Linked DNA regions of Homo sapiens: region 1 is linked to region 2. A link is a contact called in ENCODE Hi-C or POLR2A ChIA-PET data. All regions are on one chromosome and are shown on one strand. The core of a region is the stretch at or near the end of the contact, and the rest is flanking DNA. Distances in the headings are between cores, read along the strand shown. Region 1 holds the start of LINC00607 (long intergenic non-protein coding RNA 607). Region 2 holds the start of MREG (melanoregulin).

Region 1 (4,971 bases), core at 2,380-4,879, 170 kb after region 2:
AGCAAGTCAAGGAGAAAATCATTTAATCTGTGTTCAAACCTACAGCCATTAGAGCAATAGCCATGAGAAGAAGGGAGATAATTCTAACGGAGAGTGGAGAGGAGCTCAGGGCTTTTGTCTTGGCACCACTGCCAGAAATGAGCGGGTGACAAAGACATTCACGACATTCACGAATAATCACTTTTGAGCCTTCCTCGAGGGTAGATTCCAACATTTTTGTTGTTTGTATTAATAGCAGAGAATTGTGCATATAAATTTGTTTGTGGTCTGCTTTTTAAAAGGTATGTGCGCCTGTAATCCCAGTTACTCAGGTGGCTGAAGCATAAGAATAGCTGGAACCCAGGAGGCAGAAGTTGCAGTGAGCCAAGACTGTGCCACTGTACTCCAGCCTCCAGCCTGGGTGACAGAGCGAGACTCTTCTCCAAAAAAAAAAAAGTTTGTGTAGAAGAAATAAACAGTGAAATCCTGGCTACCACTGATATTCTCTGATCTATTGTCTTTACATCTTCTTTTTAGAAGGCGTTTTCCAAATATTTCTAATATTTTCTTTCTTTTCCTTTCTTTCTTTCTTTCTTTCGTTTAGTAAACCCAAAAGCTAAATATTGCAACCTTAATAAAGCAAGGGTGAATCTGGCAACGGATACTAACCTTAAGAGTAACACAGTGGGCATTTCCACTTTCGGTATATCCTTTATGGTTGTTGGTATGTGTTGAGCAATTTTTAGGTAATAAAATTGTAATGAATTTTCTAAATGAGAATGTCTCTGATGACTGTTCCCTGAGAAAAATGGAAGTAATTTGGAAGAAGTGAGACTGGCTGTTACTCTCACTTTCACTCTCTCTGTCTTGCTCACTCACTTGAAATACCCCTTTGTTCCTGAAAACCTCTTATCAACTTCAAACCGTAGGCCTATGAAATGATGCTTTTGTCATGCTGTATATAACCTGCTCACCGCATTGTGAAAAAGACAGATTCTCTTTTATTTTCAACATAGAAAAAAGGATAGATAGCTGGATTTCTTCAAGGAAAGGCTGAGAGGTGGATACACCAAATTGCTCAAAAAGAAAGGTCGAGGGAGGGATGTTAAATGAATTTCCTCCCAGGAAACTCTAGAGGAGGATTACAGTAAACATGCACAATTTCAGATGAGGGACAGCTCCCTGAACTCAGGGCTAAAGGCGCCCACGGAGCCTTGGATGGAAACTTCAGGATAAGGCAATGGTTTCTGTGCCTTCTAATTTCCTGGAAGGAATCACTTTGAAGTTGTCGTTTCTGAAAGTGTCAGTTACATCCAGCTAACATGATTATTAGATACAAAACCAAAGGCCTTTCTTCACTCTATTGGAAAGAGTCATTTTTGCAGGTTTGGAAGTTGTCATTTCCACATGGACAAAAGATAGAGTGCTAGATTCTAGCTATGAGGGGAGGCGAGAGATTTGTGCTAAAGAAAAACCTCTGTAATGGCATTATTTTTTCTAGAAGGTGAGTTTTCTTTGATCAACAAATATACTGCTTCTGGGACAATGATATCTCAATTACTCCCCAGATATTTTCTGACACAGCTGCCAGAGCTGGCAGAATTTGAGGTGGGTGAACTCCCCCCATCCCTGTCCTCACTACTTACAGTAGCCCATATTGAACTTGCCTCATTCTGCTCTCTTCTGCTGTTTATGAAACCCATTTAGCGCTTAATTACACATTGCCTAGAACCACTGCCTGTATTAGGCAGAGCTCTTTCAGGCAAGAGTCAGGAACCCAAATTAACCTACTTCAGAAAAAAAGAGAATGTATTTGTTCACGTAACAAAAAGTCCAGGGGGTAGTTGATATCAGGCACATCTAGATCTTGGGACTCAATTGATGTGGCCAGGATTCATCACTTCTCCTAAGCTGCTTCTCCTCTATGGTTTGACTTAGGCAGGCTCTTGCCATGTGTTAGCAAGATGGCCCCAGAAGAAAGATCCTCTTTCATAAAAGTTCCAAAAATGGAGTTGATTAGCATTCATGGAAAGTTTAATATGTACCAAGCATGGTTTTAAGCACTTTGCCTTTATCGTCTTACCTAAACTGTCTCACCATCCTATGGCTAGAAATTATTTTCCCAATTTCCTACCCAAGAAACTGGAGCCATCAAAGAGCAGATAACTTGCCAAGTTCTTACACCTGGTAATTAGTGAAGCTAGGATTTGAACCCAGGTAGTCTTCTGCTTAACTACTATACTGTATTTGAATCTACTCATATTGGGTTGGTTTGGATTATATGCCCATCCCTGGGCCAATTACTGTGGCCATGGCTGGGATGCTCTGACTGGCCAGGCTTGGATCGCTGTTTACTCGTACACTGAACATAGGTTCAATTCTACCCAAAACAAGTGGACTGAGAGTGGAGGAGACATGTGTTTTCCCGAAGGGAAACCAGAAGGGAAAACAGATTCTGTGCAGAACAAATCATGTGATGTCCACTACACTGTCCATTGTTTCACATGTGTTGGTTTCCTCTAATAAGAGAAACATATAACCCAACATTGGGTACACATTAGATGTTGAATGATTGATTCATTGATGAACTATTCTTTTAGAGAGACGGATTTTGAGGTTAAGTAAATGTTCTTTGTTTTTTTTGATATGGGGTCTTAAGGCTCTGTTACCCAGGCTGGGGTGCAGTGGTGCCATCTTAACTCACTGTAGCCTTGACCTCCTGGGCTCAAGTGATCCTCATGCCTCAGCCTCCTGAGTAACTGGGACTACAAGTGCGGGCCACCACATCTGGCTAATGGTTTTTTGTTTTGTTTTGTTTTGTTTTGTTTTTGTAGAGATGGGGTCTTGCTATGTTGAACTCCTGGCCTGAAGCGATTCTCCTGCTTTGGCCTCCCAAAGTGCTGGGGTTACAGGCATGGCTACCATGCTCATCAAGTGGCTCTTGTTGAACTTGTAATATGTTATGCTTCTGGCAAAAGAACTGGAGATAAAAAGTGTTAAGTCACCATTGATTTCACAGTGGATCATTTTAGGGACCATGAGCTTGTTGCCCAGAATTCTGTAGGAACATTTCAAATGCCATATTTGTACATATCTAAGTGACTATCTTAGTATGCAATATGAGGTTTTCTAAAATGTCTATAAGCAAGCCAATATAGTGAACAATAACCTCACTATGTTTCATTTAAGAAATTCATGGGAAAAGACCTATGGAAGGTGAAGGGAGGAATTGTCGGGCTGTCAGGGGAAAGAGTGAAGAACTGTGGAATGAGCTCCCTGCCTGGGGCCAGGAGGAGGGCTGGGTAGTACAAGCTGGGATGGAGTGAGGGGGAGACTCAACAGTAGCCTAATACTGAAGTGGAACTTCATGTTCTGAAAGCAAGTTGGCTGTGTGACTTGGTTTAGTCACTGGCTGCCAGAAGAACCATGATGAGTAATAGAGGTGGAAATATGACACACTGGCAGATGGAGGCCGACAGGAATGCCACCACTCCATTCACTCATGTTCCATCCAGCAAATGAAGTATCACGAGCACACGCCAGAGGAACCAAATTCTCTAGGGTGAGTCAGGTATAGCTTTTTGAAGAGGTGACCTTTAAACTGAGACTAAAGACAAGTAGGATTTTACTAAATGAATAGGATTTTACTGAATCCAGGAATTGGAAGGAAAAGAAAACAGTTCTCTATTCATGCTAGTTAACTAATCAATTCAATATGTATTAACTGAGCACGCTACATGCTAGGCACTCTTCTAAGTGCAGGGGAGACAGCAGTGAAGAAAGCAGACAAAGTCTCTGAACTCCTGTGTCTTCTATTCAAATGGGGAAGATGAACAATGAACAGATAACACAAATAGAAGGTATGTCAAATGAAAATAAGTACAATGTTGAAAAATAAATCAGATTAAGTAAGGAAAGTAGGGAGTGCTTGGGAAAGATAGTGTTATTTTGTGCAAGGTGGTTGGAGAAGTTCTCTCAGAAGGTGATGGTTGAGCAGAGACCCAAAGGAGGTGAGAGAGTGAACCATGAGCCTATCCTAGGGAAGAGTATTCCAGGCAGAGGGAGCAGCTGGAGGAAAGATCCAGAGGTGGGACATGATGGTGTTTGAGAAACACACCCGTGGGAGCAGAGTGAGAGGAGGGAGAGTGGTGGTGGTACAATAAGTACTTTTAATGGGAAAAGAAGTGGGGGCCAGAGGATGCATGGTCCTAGACACGACCTGAATGCCTTTGGCTTTCATTTTGAATGAGATGAGAAGCCAGTGGAAGATTTTGAGCAGGTAGGCTACAGACGTGACCTGTCTTATATTAAAATATAAAGGATTGCTTTGCTTGCCATGTTGAAAATTTACTATAGAGGGGCAGGGATGGAAGCTGGGAGACAGTTTGGAGGCTAGAGCAGTAACCCAGGAAACGAGCATGGTGGCTTGGGTCATGGTGGTGGCAGTGAGTTGGTGAGAGGTGATGAGATCCTGGTTGTATTTTGAAGGCAGAGCCAGCTGGACTTGCTGAAACAAGCTGTAAGAGAAAGAGAAAGGAGTCAAGAGTGGCTCCAAGACTGACTTGAAGAAATGGAAGGAAGACCATTGTCATTTGCTGAAGTGGGAAAGGCTGTGGGAAGAACAGGTTTGAGAGGGAAGATCAAATCAATTTTGAACATGTAATTTCAAGACGCCTGTTAGACACCCAAGTGATTGGTTTCTGGACTGCCTGCCTTCTAGTTGTGGATTTTGGGAAGATGAAAACAGTGCTTCTGATCATCTCTGACTCTAGCACTTAAGAAACTGACATACATTAGGAACTTAACAAATTTTGTTCAGGGCTTGTATGAATGAATAATGGGAGATAAGATTGGAAAGGAAACATAGTGCCAGAACATGAGGGGCCTTTATTGGATGGGGAATGAGGGGCATTGAGGTTTTCCAGTAAGGCAGTAACATGGTCAGTGCTGAGACACAGGAAGACAGGGGAAGACTTACCTGGTAGGTGTCCC
Region 2 (5,010 bases), core at 1,863-4,362:
TTTCTTCAGGGCTTTATAAAGGTTTTAAGACTGTCTCATTTGAGTCTCACAACTGTGTTAAATAGGGTAAGACTTGTCACCTCTATTTCATAGATTAGAAAACTGAGGTTCAGAAAAATTAAGTGACATGTTTAAAAATCAAAGTTAGTAATGGGGCACAGCACTTATATTTTCCAGGAGCTGAATGCTCCAATTTCTCCATTCTCAGCAAATCCAACTCAAATAGTTACTAGTAGCTGTCAGTCCCTAGTTTTCATTTTCTTGCTAGCTGAGTTCACATTTTGGGACCCTCCTTTACCCACTTTCTATTTGAACCTAGGTGGATTATCTCAAAATCCAAAATCCAATTTCAGAATACAGTCATTTTTACCAGGGGATTTTCCAGCCAGTAGGAAGTGTGCTTTGTAAAACCACACTCAGCCTCCATCTTGGCACCAGGTGCAAGTGGTAAGCGACATGGTGTGGGCATGACAACACAGTCCTGTGCTGTCTGGTGACAGCTGGTTCTCTGTCACATCCTGTTAATGTTTCATGATGGGTCCATATCCTGTCTCCCCAGCTAAGCCAGAGGCTGCAGGGACCTTCTGTTATTTTTCTTTATCCCTTCGTAGCCTTTCAATGAATTATGTACTTGATAAGTCCCTTCAGCCTCACACTGTAGCTGGAACAGGACAAACCTATGTGTAGTAAGACACTTTTAAAAATAATACACCGCCCATGAGGATTGACACTTTCATAAGCTCTTGCTCCTCCTCCTCACCCTCCAAACCGGCTCCTCCCACACTCCTCTATCTCAGCCAGTGGAGATTCAGCCTCCAAGTTTATAAATCCAAAACTTGGGACTCACTTTTTTCTTTTCTTTTCACACCCTATTTACAATCCTTCAGCATATCCTGTTGGCTCTACCTTCAAATTCCAGCTAGAGTCCAGCCGTTCCTTACCACCTCGACTGCTACCACCCACCACCCTGGTGTAAACCACTGTCATCTGTCACCTGGACCTTTAGGATGGCCTCCATATACATCTCCCTTGACACTTAGGTTTTTCTCAAGACAGCAGCCATTGGATCCTATTACCATCTCAGTTAGACCATATCGTTCCCTCTACTCAAAAACCTCTGAAGATTTTCTCAGCTCATGTGGAGCAAAATCCAGAGTCCTTGCAATCAATGTCCTGCAACGTCCCGTGTTCCGCTATCTCCTATAACTCTTCCCTTTCCATGGCCCCCTTCTCTCTAGGGCCCCTAGAGTCCATATTCTCCCACAGGTACCCTATAGTTCATTCTCCCTCCTCTGGGGTTTTGCCCATATTCACTCCGCCTGAAATACTCTTCCTGGCGATATCATGGCTAGCTTGCTCACCTCCTTCAAGTTTTTCTTACATGTCACAGTCTCAGCGAGGCCTTCCCTGACCACCTCATTTAAAAGTGCAGGCATCACTCCCCTCCACCCAACACACACACGCACACGCACACATACACGAACACACACGCACGCGCGCGCGCACACGTACGCACGCACAGACGCACGCGCGCACACACACGCGTGCACACACACACCCCGCTCTCCCTGGCACTTCTTATTCCCTTCCCTGCCTTATTTTTCTCCATAGTACATATGGACTCCTAACATATTGAATAATACTTTGTCTGACTTCCCACTAGAACGTTTGCTCCATTAGAGTAAAGATTTGTATTTGTTTCATTCACTGCTTTATTCCCGGCTCTTAGAAAATACCCAGCACATAACAGATGAGATGCTCCATAAATATTTGTTGAATAAATCAGACTGGAAAAGACAAAACTTTAGATTGAACCTTGCATTTGGCGAGGGTATAGGGAAGTAGATACTTTCATATGTTGCTGGTCAGAGAGTAAATTCGGATTATTTCTTTGGGGAGCAATTTGGCAAGATCCATCAAAATTAAAAAGGCACCTGACCAATGACCCAGCAATTCAACTGCCAAACATTTATCCAATAGATATATATATCTTTAATTTTATTTTTTTTTTTTTGAGACGGAGTCTTGCTCTGTCACCCAGGCTGGAGTGCAGTGGCGTGATCTCGGCTCACTGCAACCTCCGCCTCTCGGGTTCGAGCAATTCTCCTGCCTCAGCCTCTTGAGTAGATGGGACTACAGGCGCCCGCCACCATGCCCGGCTAATTTTTGTATTTTTAGTAGAGACGGGGCTTCACCATGTTGGCCAGGATGGTCTCAATCTCTTGACCTCATGATCCGCCCGCGTCGGCCTCCCAACTTGCTGGGATTACAGGCTTGAGCTACCGCGCCCGGCCTATCCAATAGACATTCTTGCAGACGTGTTCAAATACTTTGGTTCAAGAATGTTCACTGCAGCATTATCTTAATAATGAAAGGCCGGAATCCACCCATATGTCCATCAATAGGGGTCTGAGTAAGTAACATGTGGGCATCCTTAAAACTGCTTAGCATGCAACTGTTAAAATGAGAGGAGGATATCCACGCGCTGACAAGGGACAGCCTCCATGATACACTGAGTCAAAAAAGCCAGGTGCAGAAATGTGTGGAGTATGCCGCTGTTTGGGTCAAAGGGATGAGGACAGGCACATATATTAACAAGTTTGTACAAGCACAAATAAATACAACTATATATAAATAGCTCTGGAAACTCACAAGTGGTTGCCTCACAAATAGGGGCTATTTAAGGACTAGGAGGTTTGAAAACAATTTTTCAAATCATTGTAAATATATTATTTAAAAAAAAACCCTACGCCGATATGCATCAATCCATGCTCTTTTGGTAACTTTTACTCTGTGTGGAGCTGACATCAAAAACATGCCCAAAACTCTGCTTTGAAGGCCTGTAGGGGTGGGGGAGGATCTTTAATTTCCTCGCGCAGTGAAGCCAATAAAAGGTACGAATAGATTCAGCCCAACCTCGTGCTCTGTGGCTCCAGGGCTTTCCCCTCCCCGCCCTCCCCCAGCCCGGCTGCCAGCCTCCGGTGCCCTGGGATTTTGAGGACTGGCTGGAGTCCCTGCTTCACCCTTAGAGGGCGGTAGCGGGGCGTCTCGTGGACGCATGCGCCCCAAATTGCGCTCGGGGAATTAAAAGAGGGGAAAAAAAGCCCGAAGAAAACTCACGCCCCAAACAAAACGCAAGGAGAGGAGGGCGCGCGGCCTGCAGCCCTCGCCCGCGTCCCCGGCCGCGGCGTGATGCGCGCGGACCAGCCCGCGACGCCCGGGCTGCCGCTGTCCCCGCACCTGGACGCTGGCGCGGTGGCCGCGCCCCAGCCTCGATCGCTCGCCGCGGCGACTCGGCCCCAGGCTTCCGGCGCCGGTGGGGGCCCTCGCTCTCCATGGGGCTGAGGGACTGGCTGAGAACCGTGTGCTGCTGCTGCGGGTGCGAGTGCTTGGAGGAGCGCGCCCTGCCTGAGAAGGAGCCCCTCGTCAGGTGGGTGCGCCGCCCGGGCCGGGATCTGGGCTTACCTGGGCCGTAGCCGGGCGCCGAGAGTGTGGACACCTGTGTGCTTGTGTGAGTTGGGGAGGTGGGCTTGCTGGAAGGGCACGCGGAGGCGCCATCTCAGCCCCTTGGTTCCTTATGGGATGTTTTGGGTTTGTTCCTTGAGTAAGATTTTTGCCGAAAAGCACAAATCTTCGGAGACACCTGAGACCCAGCTGGATGTCTGTGCAAAGTGCCAAGAATTCGGGTGTCCTACCTGGGCAGGGAAGTAAGGGAGAGAAGTTGATCAGAAGTTTCCATAGGGGTCTGATAAAATACAACTGTGACTGGGTATTTGATCGGTATATTACAGTGAAACGGGCGACTGTGGATTTCTGTGCCACTCAGCAAAAAAGTTGTCTATTTCTCATTCAATTTTATTACCCAACGAAGACGATTCCAGTGACTGAGTATAAGGAAATATTTTTCACATGAAAAAAATGCATGTTTCATCAAGGGGCAGCCTATTCACTAGGATGTTGATTCATTACAGGTTAAGCTATGAAGTGTGAGGAAATGTAATGCTCATTAGCAATAAGCTAAGAGGCTTTGTGAAGAGACCATACCAGCCCAGTTTTGTTCAGGGCTGTGATTTTAAGCAATCATTTTCTATCTTGAGTTTGCTGAAATCGAGGCTGGACTAGGTCATGCCTCAGGGGTAGACATGACAGAAACAGAATATTTAAAATGGAATTAGGAAACAGTATTTCAGGTGGAATTCCAGGGTTGAGTAAGCAAATACTAAAGCCAGGGTTTCTTTCTTTTGAAGTATGAAACTCACGTAATACAGCTTGCACAACTTTTTCTAAGGAATGATTTACCTTTTCTTACTCTATCAAGTCCAAACACCCCCTTGACTTTGGAGATCTTACATAACCCCTTCCTGCCTGTCCACTCTGATTTTCCAGTACATTAAACAGTGTACACTCCTTGCGGCCGTGGGAATAATCCACTCATTGGCTCCAACCCTCCCTCAAGTGGTGACCTTTATCCTTGCTCCTCCTTCCCAAAAGCTATTTTCAAGGCCTTCTCAAGCAATCTTCTTTGATTACTTTGCCCTTATCCATCTTCCTCTTCTAGGATGTAGTACTTAGAAATTACCATCTACTCCTCGCTGTTTGGTAAGCACACATGTATATAAACATGTAACTCATGTATATTATATATATAAAGTCATACACACAATATACAGTGATTTTGATTGCTCTTGTCAATGACACTCCCACTTAGATTTTTAGATTATTGTGTGTAGGGAGAAATGGAATAATCTATCTCTAATCTAATAGGTAGTGGGTAACTGCAATCTAGAATTTTATGCTTAGGTTATACACTGAACTTGTCAGGGCTCTTAGTAACATGAAATACAGACTTGAGCTTAGTTTCAACCTCAGAGGCTTGAGTATTTCCAGTTTTCTGTCCAGGATTGCTGTTTCAGTTAATAGTTCTGGTTGTTTTAAAATCTTAGATGCTCTCCTGTCTTAGCTTCTATCCAGTGAATACAAGTCAGTGAATTTTGCATGTGATTTTAAGAA

Evidence for each region. Hi-C counts contacts between places; a loop is a spot of excess contacts on that map. ChIA-PET counts read pairs that join two places held with the same protein, here RNA polymerase II (POLR2A). Pooled maps may share reads with other maps.
Region 1: a loop to region 2 is called in a map with no recorded cell type, with 8 times the contacts of the local background. The contact joins the promoter of LINC00607 here to the promoter of MREG in region 2. A Hi-C loop is called at or near these places in 10 of 37 single-sample maps with no recorded cell type and 2 of 50 pooled maps. POLR2A ChIA-PET finds 5 or more read pairs at or near these places in 1 of 52 experiments (GM12878).

What each region holds. Positions count from the first base shown.
Region 1 is chr2:215,842,194-215,847,164 of GRCh38, reverse strand. It overlaps LINC00607 (long intergenic non-protein coding RNA 607), which reads left to right and starts at 3,629. Exons shown (of 10, transcript NR_037195.1): 1 at 3,629-3,839.
Region 2 is chr2:216,011,653-216,016,662 of GRCh38, reverse strand. It overlaps MREG (melanoregulin), which reads left to right and starts at 3,112. Exons shown (of 5, transcript NM_018000.3): 1 at 3,112-3,430. The coding sequence starts at 3,336. RefSeq lists enhancers at 586-665, 3,290-4,057 and a silencer at 2,908-3,317.